2 separate regions of the Homo sapiens genome follow, and region 1 is linked to region 2. The links are chromatin contacts, found by Hi-C or POLR2A ChIA-PET in ENCODE. All regions are on one chromosome and are shown on one strand. Each heading gives the region's core, a stretch centred on a gene start or an enhancer-like site at or near the end of the contact. The rest is flanking DNA. Distances are from core to core; before and after follow the strand shown.

Region 1 (5,247 bases), core at 208-2,707, 65 kb before region 2:
CTACCTGGTCTCCTTGCCTCCACCTCTGTCCTCTCCTCCCAGTCTATTCTCAGATACACCACTCTCAACCGCTACACCATAGCTGCCACACAGTTTTAACAGAATTACTGTTGAAACTCAAGCTGGATCAGGCCACACCTCAGTTCAAAACCCTCCATTAGCTTTCCATCTCACCCACAATAAAAAATCAAAGTCCTCAACATGTCTGCCAAGGACCTGTGTGTCTGAGTCTCTGTAACGTTTCTGCCTCACCTCCTTGTCTTCTCTCCACATTCACTCTACTCCGGTCACACACCAAGAGCACAGGTGCCCCTCAAGGGCTATTCACTTGCTGTTCCTTCCACATGGAAGACTCCTCCCTACTTTCTGCAAGGCTTGCTGCCCCATTTCCCCCAGGTCTTCACTCACATTTACCTCTCAAACAGTCACTCCCTGGCCTTATGGAAAATTTCACATCCCCCTCACCATAGTCCCTTGTTTTGCCTCATTTTTCTCTCCTTCCCAGTTTGTTACCTAACACACTTACTGTATTATTTTTATTTATTTATTTATTTATTTTATTTTTTGGAGACACAGTCTTGTTCTGTTGCCTAGGCTGGAGTGTAGTGGCACAATCTCAACTCACTGCAACCTCTGCTTCCCCAGTTGAAGCAATTCTCCTTCCTCAGCCTCTCGAGTAACTGGGATTACAGGCGCCCGGCTAATTTTTGTATTTTTAGTAGAGACAGGGTTTCACTATGTTGGCCAGGCTGGTCTCAAACTCCTGACCTCAAGTGATCTGCCCGCCTCAGCCTACCAAAGTGGTGGGATTACAGGCGTAAGCCATCGCGCCCAGCCCCTAACACACTTATATTTACTTCTTTAGTGTGTTTCTGGTATGAACCCCCCTCCCTGTCCCCCCGCAGAATGTGGGCTCCATGGGGCACGAGTATTTGGCTGTATCCACAGTGTTTGAACATGACTTGAACGTGAGCATAAAGCGGGAAATCAAAATAACATGGATTATGTGAATAATAAATCTGCAAGTTGTCAGCTAATACAGTATTTTTCTTTCTTCTTGTCCTTCGGGATCCTGGGTAGATTAAAATTTTAAATACATATATTTTGATGTCATGTCCTTTATATTTTGATGTTTAATCACCAGAGTTATAGGATTTTTTTGATGTGTAAATGTGCCCATCCATGCACAGAAAATAGATCTAACTCCATTCTTTTATCTGTGGCTCCTCTGCTTTTTCATAGCTGGCAGTATGAAGCAGCTACTGCTCCCAGGACTAGCTCAGAGGAGCTCTTGTTCACTCCCCAAAAGCTCCATTAGTAACAGATTGCCCAACTGTTAGGCAACTTCAACGTGGGGAGAGCAGGGACTGTGTCCAGCTCTCCCATAACTGTATTCCCAGCACCTACATTTTTTTCTGCATGAATGAACTAGTTAATTGATGCATGCTTGGGTGGTTTATTGTGTTTTGTATCCCACACCAAGGGTGAGCTAGGCCACATGGCCTCTCTGGGTGAGCTTGCACATTCTCTGCAAGAGGAGAATATTGGAGTTTTAATAAAATATTCTGTTTCCTTTTAGATACTGGAAAGAGTTATTTTTAAGAACACTTCACCATCCTCCGTGGCATGATGACACTTTTAAATACAACAAAACTATTGCTTTTAAATGTGCTTTTTAAAGCAGGCCTCAGGAAAAAAATATAGGTGTAGTTGTGTATGTGTATGTATGTATGTGTGTATGTATCTATGTATATGTCCATGGTGTGTATACACTCATGTATGCACATACATATGTGTGTGGAACAATGGGAAATCATAACCCTATGAAAATAGCTGAAAAGAAGGGGACAGGATGGGTAAGAGGCCAGTTTCCTTGCCTATCTTGTTTAAAAAACAACAAGCTGACTTCACTGAGGGCGCCATCCTTCAAGTTCTACCTAACAGCTCATTAGCCCCACAAATGGGAGTCAGTCACTTAGTCATTCTGCAGAAGGTTTCATGTCCATCTTTTCTCTCTCCTTTCACTAGTCCAGCAAATCCTAGGTGGGCACCTACTAAGTTCCTCAAACCATATTCTGGAATAAAGAATAAATTAGATAGACAAAGTCTTTCCCTTTATGGAGAAGAGAGATAATAACAAGTAAACTAATGCATATTTGACCCAATTGCAGGTAGAGGCATGGGCTGTGAAGACATTTGAAGCAGAAAAAAGCTAGAGAGTGGAGGTGGAGGGTTCTGGCCCCCCGCTGCAGAGGCGATGCTTGAGCAGAGTTTGGAGTGAAAATGTGGAGGAAAAGCTCTCAGGGCAGAGGGAACAGCCAGGGCAGCAGTGAACTGGCCTGGAACGGCGAGAGAGGCAGTGCAATTACAGCAGACGGAGCCCAGGGGAGAGGATCAGAGACGGCATCAGCCCTGAGAAGGAAAGGCTCTGCTGAAATTTATTCCTGGGTACAGCATCCTCTGAGACGGACTCCACAAAGGTCATTAACTACATTTAGAAGCACAGAAGAACAATTGAAGGTATTAAAAAAAATAAAGCCTCTTCTGTTGCAGGGGGAATTACATATGCATGCAAAATGCAGTAGGGCCTTGTCCACATATTCACCAAAAGGGTTGGGATATCTTATTCCACCCCCACCCACCACTCACTACCCCCATTAGCCAGAATGAACAACATAATAGAAATTAACGGCGGGGCTAGTCTTCTTCAGGATGAAGCCTCTCAGCTGTCACCCCTGCCTCCCTCTTAAATGGCTGACATCATCTCTGATCCTCCCCCAAACAAGTGGCTCTTTCTCTGGTCCCAAATAATTAGTTTCCCCAGACACAATGGGAAGGCCTTAGCCCAAGCTTTTAGGGAAGACGTTTGAAGCATAAGGGAATACTAGTGTTTTGCTTGGGCTATGGGACAAAAGTTCCGGAAATGAAAGGGTTTTTTTGTTGTTGTTTGTAATTATGCACATCCTGCAGTATCTGCATAATGGGTCCAATTCAGCCCTGGCCTTGCAGAAAAATTACCATGTCCCTGGAGGAAGGTCAGCATATGAGTGAACAGGAAGCTTCATGCTGACAATAGTGCCTTAATTTTTTTTTCTTTTTAAATTTTAAGGATGAACTTTGCTCTTTTAGTCCATTTGTCTGCAGGCATTTGCAGACATGTTCTAAACACACCCACACTTGTAAAATGTACGTACTTAAAATCAGCCTTGGCTTTGAGAGAACAGTATAAAGATTTTGGATGATAGATGGGCTGACTGCTATATTCTTCCCGGTACCTGGTGGAATTTTAAAGCCAGAGGAAGCCTTATATGTTAATCAAACTTTTTGTAACTAGAGATAGTCAGGAACACTATTGGCTAAAGGACTCAACGTGAATAAGACATGAGATGGGTTTAGGTTCATTTTCAAAAAAATTTCTTTAGAGAACTATACAAAATTTCATTTTGATTTAACACCAGAAGGTTGTTTTTTTTTTTTAAAACATGCTGGTTCTGCTCATGGTTTTGTAGAATATCTATGCATCTAGTTCAGAGTTCAATAAATGAGTTTTCAGTTAAATTTGTTGACATTTTTCACCATACAACCTTAAATCATATGGCAACCTCAAATGGGAGATGTGAACAGTGTTCTTGTGGCTAATTTAAGTATTTGACATTAAAGGTTCTAATAAAAATCTTCTAAAGAGCTCACTTATCAACATGGCCCGACTCAAATGGGTCTTATGAAGTCAAAGAGGTATGAATCCCTCATTTGGCCTCCCTCAAATTTCAAGGGTTTTAATGTTGAACATAATTTTCATAAAAGATTCAAGGGGTATGATTCCATATGCTTCTTCATTCCTAGTAAACTCAGGTCTGAAGAACTGATGCTCTTTTTCCATATATATGGTTATACAAAGGCTTTTGTCAGGCCAGGCGTGGTGGCTCACGCCTGTAATCCCAGCATTTTGGGAGGCTGAGGTGGGTGGATCACCCACCAGAGGTCAGGAGTTCAAGACCAGTCTGGCCAACATGGTAAAACCCATCTCTACTAAAAATACAAAAATTAGCCAGGCATGGTGGCGGGTGCCTGTAGTCCCAGTAACTCAGGACGCTGAGGCAGGAGAATCACTTCAACCCAGAAGCGGAGGTTGCAGTGAGCTGAGATCACACCACTGCACTCCAGCCTGGGTGACAAGAGTGAGACTCAGTCTCAAAAAAAAAAGGCTTTTGTCACTCTCATTTTATTTTAATCATATTTTTATTTCTTTTCTTTTTTTTTTTTTTTTTTGAGATGGAGTCTCACTCTGTCACCCAGGCTGGAGTGCAGTGGCACAATCTTGGCTCACTGCAACCTCCGCCTCCCAGGTTCAAGCGATTCTCCTGCCTCAGCCTCCCAAGTAGCTGAGACTACAGGCACCCACCACCACACCCAGCTAATTTTTGTATTTTTAGTAGAGATGGCGTTTCACCATGTTGGCCAGGCTGGTCTCAAACTCCTGACCTTGTGATCCGCCTGCCTTGGCCTCCCAAAGTGCTGGGATTACAGGCGTGAGCCACCGCACCTGACCAATTTTAATCATATGTTTCTAAGGGAGACTGTATATCTCCTTTTTTCCCTGGCCAACCGTGATGGCACTTATTCACTTCAAACCCTGCCCTAATTAAAGTCCAAGAGAAAGTTGTTGCCTTGATGATTTAAGCATTTCTGGAGTTGTTTTTCCTACCAGCTGTTGCTCCTGGTTTTCCAATCAACCTTGGTATGCTTCAGTGCACAATAAAATAAGTAGCAGCCAGGTCACTAGGGTGGGGACTAACAACTCCCTGGCTTCTCTAAGGTTCTCAGTGCAGCTTCTAGCCATTTAAATACCATCAAAAATAAGAGACGTACCATTAATGACAGTCTCTTTGTCCCTAACTCCACTGTGCCTACAGCCTTGTTGCATTTTAATTAGGGCAAATAGTACATTCCAATTCCAGGCTGAAGTCCAATGCTCGCTTGGCTTTATTCTTAGGTGGCACAGTTTAAAAGATGTATTCTTTTGATTTTTACTCTTCATCTGCCAGAAAAACTTCAAAGAGTGGAAGAAAGGGAATTGGGGGATGGAAAAGGAATATCCCGGATAACCTCGCTACTTCCTCTGTGTGTGTTATGTGTGTGTGCTAGTCTCTTTCCCAACTTCTCTCTACAAGCCAGGATGTTCAGGTATAAAACAGCTGGCTAAGTAAGGTTTCACTTTTTCTTCCAGAAATTAAAACTAGGAAGAAC
Region 2 (5,071 bases), core at 2,248-4,747:
TGGGCTCAAGCGATCCTCCCGCCTCAACCCCTTTGAGTAGCTGGGATTATAAGTGTGTGTCACCACATCTGGCTACTTTTTAATTTATTTGTAGAGACAGGGTCTCACTATGTTGCCCAGGCTGGTCTCCAAGTCCTGGCCTTCAGTGATCCTCCTGTGTCAGCCTCCCAGAGCACTGGGATTACAGGTGTGAGCCATTGTGGATGGCCCGAGACTGCTCTTCCTGTTTGTTCTATTGTCTCCACCAGTGGCAGTGTATGGAAGGCAGGGGTTTAGCCAACAACCAGAGAACATCCTCTGGGAATGCAGTGGTTAGAACCTAAAGATCTCTAAAGATCTCTCGAGCTCGTTGGAAGGGGTGTTGTTCTTGATAGGGTTGCTGGGAGATTCAAATGAGATTGTGCACCAGAGAATCCTCTGTAATCTACAGTGTTACACACAGATATTAGTTATTTTATTCCCATTTGACAGACAAGAAAACCAGAAAAGAGGAAAGTTAAACTCCTCCCGTGACAGAAAGGCCCCATGGGAGTGCTGCTGGGAAGGGAAGCTCTGGTTTCAGATGACCTGGGATGGCTCACTCAGCTCTGCCAGCTTCTAGCTGGGCCATCCTGGGTCAGTTTCTGAGCCCTAGTTCCATAGTTACTAAGTGGGGAGAACAATCCACCTATGTCTGAGGGTTTTGGTGAGCATTAAGTATGCCTGGAACTTGATAAATATTAGCAGGTACTCAACAAATATTAACTGCTATTATTATTTTATTACACAGATATTTGTAGGACAGCCACAGGTCTCCTGGGCCACAGCCCTGCTGTGCACTAGAAATGAGTTATGAAAAAGTACTTCCAAAATGAGATTGCCAGAGGCTGCAGCGGTATGTTAGATTGCTTGGCATTGGAGAGGCAATACAGCAGATGGGAAACATTACAGACTCAGGAGCCAGGAGGCCTGGATTTGGATCCTGACTCATTCACTTAATCATTAAATCATTTAACAGGTCTTTGGCAAGTTACTTAGCCTCTCTGTGCCTCGGTTTCTTCATTTCTGAAATGGGGATATTAGCACCCACCTTATAGGTTCTTATGAGGATTGAATGAGTTAATGTACATCAAGTGTTTAGGACAGTGCCTGGGTCATAGTGTTAGGAATTATTGGATGCTATGAATTTTATTATTTTGAATTCATTTAAAATTCAAAACAAACTTTGCTCTTAAAAATTCCAATCGGTGGGCTGGGCGTGGTGGCTCACACCTGTAATCCCAGCACTTTGAGAGGCTGAGGCAGGTGGATCACCTGAGGTCAGGAGTTCCAGACCAGCATGACCAACATGGTAAAACCCCATCTCTACTAAAAATACAAAATGAGCCGGGCATGGTAGCGCATGCCTGTAATCCCAGCTACTTGGGAGGCTGAGGCAGGAGAATTGCTTGAACCTGGGAGGCAGAGATTGCAGTGAGCCAAAATCATGCCATAGCCCTCCAGCCTGGGCAACAAGAGCAAAATTCTGTCTCAAAAAAAAAAATAAAATGGAATGCAATGCAATGAAATGAAATAAAATAAAAATAAAAATAATTCCAATTGGCTTTTATTTCAGGAAACCTGCATTTTAGTGATTAAAAAAAAAAAGAAAAAAAAGGTAGGCACAAAGATATACTCTCTGTCTTTGTACCTTTGCTTGCGTTGTTCCCTTTGCCTGAAATCCCTCCTTTTAGACCCATAAAACTATCACATATTGTCCACTCTCCCAGAGGCCAGGACTCATTCTATCACACTCTTGTCCCCCAAGCAAGACCCATGGCTCCTTTTTACTTCTCTGTGTAATTCTTGACATGTTCAATAAATGTTTCTCGAATGGAAACGTGAAAGAAAGTAAGAGACATTATTTTCAATTCTTGCAGTTTGCGAATGCAACACTGTAGTTCATAGTGGACTAATGTCCTCCCTCTCAGAGAATGAAGGGATTGGCAGAGTGACTTGAGGAGATGGTGCCAGTCTCAACAGTAGGAGGGAAAAACACAAAGAATAACAAACAGCCCAGTCTTTCACTAAAAGGGGCTCCATCCTCCAACACCATGTTTTCCTGGATTGGGGAGAAGTAGTAGCATAGGGTGACCCAGAGGGGGACTGTGGACTCAGGGCAACCTCTGTATGATTCCAATTCTGTTATCCAATGGCTGTTTAACCCTAGAACCAAACATCTCTGAGCCTGTTTTCTTGCCTGTAAAATGAGAGTAATACCGGCCCCAAAGTGTAACTTTGATGATGAAATGAGATAATAGTGCAATGCCTGGCACTTAGGGAATGCTTAATTAATGTTTTTTTAAATGAATGAAGAGGGCTTTTAAAGAAAGTGCTATTGTTGAGGGAGACTGCTATCCTTGAAAGCACAGAATTGCTTGATGCTATGCACTGTTTGTCGCAGATCAGTGATTGATTCTCCAATCTTCACGGGGCCACCTCCTCAGACTCTCAGTCCAGAGTTGAACCACAACCAATAAGTCTGGGAGGCAGGATTTGGAACCCTCCTTCCCAAATCCTTCTCCTCTCCAGCTGGCACAGAAACACTCCACATTTGCAGCTTCCACAGCAATTACGAGAACCTACACCCTTTTATTGTTTGACTTTCCCTAGCGATGGAGCAATCACATGATTTTCACAGGAAAAACAACTCTGGGATCGGAGACAGTCTGGATTGAGCCATGAACTTTCTGGTCCCTGTGTCTGAGTTCCCAGAGAGAAAAGACATTTGATGCTGGCAGGACGAGGGCTGAGCTGGACAAAAAACACAGCCAGCACATGCTCATAGCAGGCTGGCCAACTGAGCAGGTTGCATTTCAGGATTAAAAACAGTAACGATCCTAACAAAATAGAAGCTCATATATACTGAGTGCTAAGTACCAGGTACAGACATCGTCAAGCTGAATCATCACCACAATCCAAGATGAAGATTTTGTTATCTTCATTACATCAAGGGGGAGAAGTCAAGGGCTTAGATGGCATTTCACCCCTTTTGCACTCCCCAGAGCCTACGTGTTTATCCTCTAGCTCCACGTCTACCTGTAGCAGCAGCGTTTCCAAGCTCTTTGCACACAAATCTCCTGGAGATCTTGGAATGCAGATTCTGAGATTCTGCATTTCTAACGAGCTTCCAGGGAATGCTGCTGGTCCAGGGCCTTTAGTTGCAAGGGTTGGACCGGTGGTCTCAACCTTGGTTGCACATTGGACTCACCTGAAAGCTTTCCACATACTGATGCCTTGGCCGCATCCTGGAGAGTCTGATTTTGTTGGTCTGGGGTGCAGCTCTGGCACAGCATTTCTAAAGCCCTCCCGTTGAAGGAATATGCAGCCAGGGCTGAGACCACGGTTCTGGAGGGAGGTAATATCTGCAGGTTCTTGAGGATACTCCATTACCCTGAGCTCCCCTTTCCCAACCACAGGGACATCCATGGCTGGGCTTCAAGGACGCCCTTGAAGAGGCCTCTCCCAGAAAACTCCAAGCCCATGAAAAGGCCAGAGCCACCACCTGTTTCCTTGAAATAGTTAGCAGCTGTGCTGGGTGACCTCATCGCTCTGGCTCTGCCTCAGGCCAAGCTGCGATCTGAAAAGCCCTCCTCCCAAGTCGGGGCTCTCCTTGTGTTGGGGGCAGAGCGGGAAGAGCCGCAGCTCAGGAGGAGCTGCAGGTTGATGGCAGAGCCCGTCTGGGGCTAGTGGGAAGAATGAGAGTGCAGGGAGGGGGCACCCCAAGGGACTTCACAATGGGCAGTCCCTGGGGTGTGACGCCATGGCTGTGAGCGCAGCTGACTGCCTCACCCCTGGCTTCCTCCATTGCTCACCCTCCCCAAACACTTGGGAACTGATGAAATCACGAGGGGGTTCTTGTCCCCCTCCTGTAAGTGATGCATAAACAAACAAACATTGAAGTATGCAAGTAAAAATGCAAAGCCCATTTCTTTTTTCCCGTTTCCAAGAGGTAATCACCTATAGCAGCTGGGCTTATGTCCTTCCAAATCTTTTCTATACATCAGTGTGTGTATTTCTACACACAAACATACATATGCAATCCTGTTTTATAAACAAAAATGCATCATAGAATATAAGTCCAAACACTATCTTGCATATTTTTTCCATGCAGTTATATATACTTACCAATTGTTTTAGTGTCTGGAAACTTGTCTGGAAATCAGAATCTCTCAGGGGTGCTTTTTAAACATTGAGATTGACAGGTCTCACTTCAAACCTGCTGAATGAGAATTTCTCAGGGAGGCACCTGGGGAAGTCTTTGTGTGTGTGTGTGGAGAGAGAGAGAGAGACAGAGAGAGAGAGAGAGAGAGAGAAACAGGGTCTTGTTCTGTTCCCAAGGCTGGAGTTCAAGGGCACAATCGTAGCTCACTGCAGCCTCAATCTCCCGGGCTCAAGTGATTCTCCCACCTCAGCTTCCCATGTAGCTGAAACTACAGGCATGTGCCACCACACCTGGCTGTTTTTAATTTTTTTGTAGAGACAGGGTCTTGCTATGTTGCCCAGGCTGGTTTCAGACTCCTGGCTTTAAGTGATCCTCTGAGCTTGGCCTCCCAAAGTGCTGGGATTACAAGCATGAGCCACCATACCTGGCCTATATTGATATTTTTAATAAGTGTCTCAGGTGATTCTTACGGGAAATATCTTGCCTTTTTAATGCCTGTACATGTCCCATGGATGTACTATCATTTATTAACCAGTTCCTTTCTGTTGAACATTTAGTTTGTTTTCAGCCTTTTTCTTCATGCTACAAACAATACTACAAACATACACGCATCGTGCAGATCCCCATGTGTGTTTCTGTAGGATAATTCCCTAGGATTGGATGGCTAAGTGCAAGGCTTGCCTGGAACTTCTTTTCCCCTCTAAGACTGCTCGTATTTGAATCATGGAACCTCATAGCAGGACAGAACCTTAAAATCTGTGTAAAGACCAATACTGTCCTCCTATAGAAATATAATGTACGTTATACATATAATTTGAAACTTTCAGTAGCTACATTAATTTTAATAATATATTTTTACTTAACCTAATATATCAAATCTATTATGAT

Evidence for each region. Hi-C counts contacts between places; a loop is a spot of excess contacts on that map. ChIA-PET counts read pairs that join two places held with the same protein, here RNA polymerase II (POLR2A).
Region 1: a loop to region 2 is called in a map of Caco-2, with 2.3 times the contacts of the local background. The contact joins the enhancer-like site here to the promoter of LINC02308 in region 2. A Hi-C loop is called at or near these places in 2 of 168 maps with a recorded cell type or tissue (Caco-2 and mammary epithelial cell). POLR2A ChIA-PET finds 5 or more read pairs at or near these places in 3 of 52 experiments (A549, B cell and activated naive CD4-positive, alpha-beta T cell).

Annotation. Positions count from the first base shown.
Region 1 is chr14:81,383,699-81,388,945 of GRCh38, forward strand. The region is part of intron 3 of STON2 (stonin 2); the gene reads right to left. Among named protein-coding and RNA genes, the nearest start is that of STON2, 14 kb to the right of the region's middle. RefSeq lists an enhancer at 2,285-2,785. Within about 2 kb of position 1,458, at least 2 of the 41 ENCODE cell types and tissues checked have a DNase peak (open chromatin) inside an H3K27ac peak, as active enhancers do.
Region 2 is chr14:81,446,660-81,451,730 of GRCh38, forward strand. It overlaps LINC02308 (long intergenic non-protein coding RNA 2308), which reads right to left and starts at 3,498. Exons shown (of 3, transcript NR_109999.1): 1 at 3,230-3,498. RefSeq lists an enhancer at 2,821-3,795.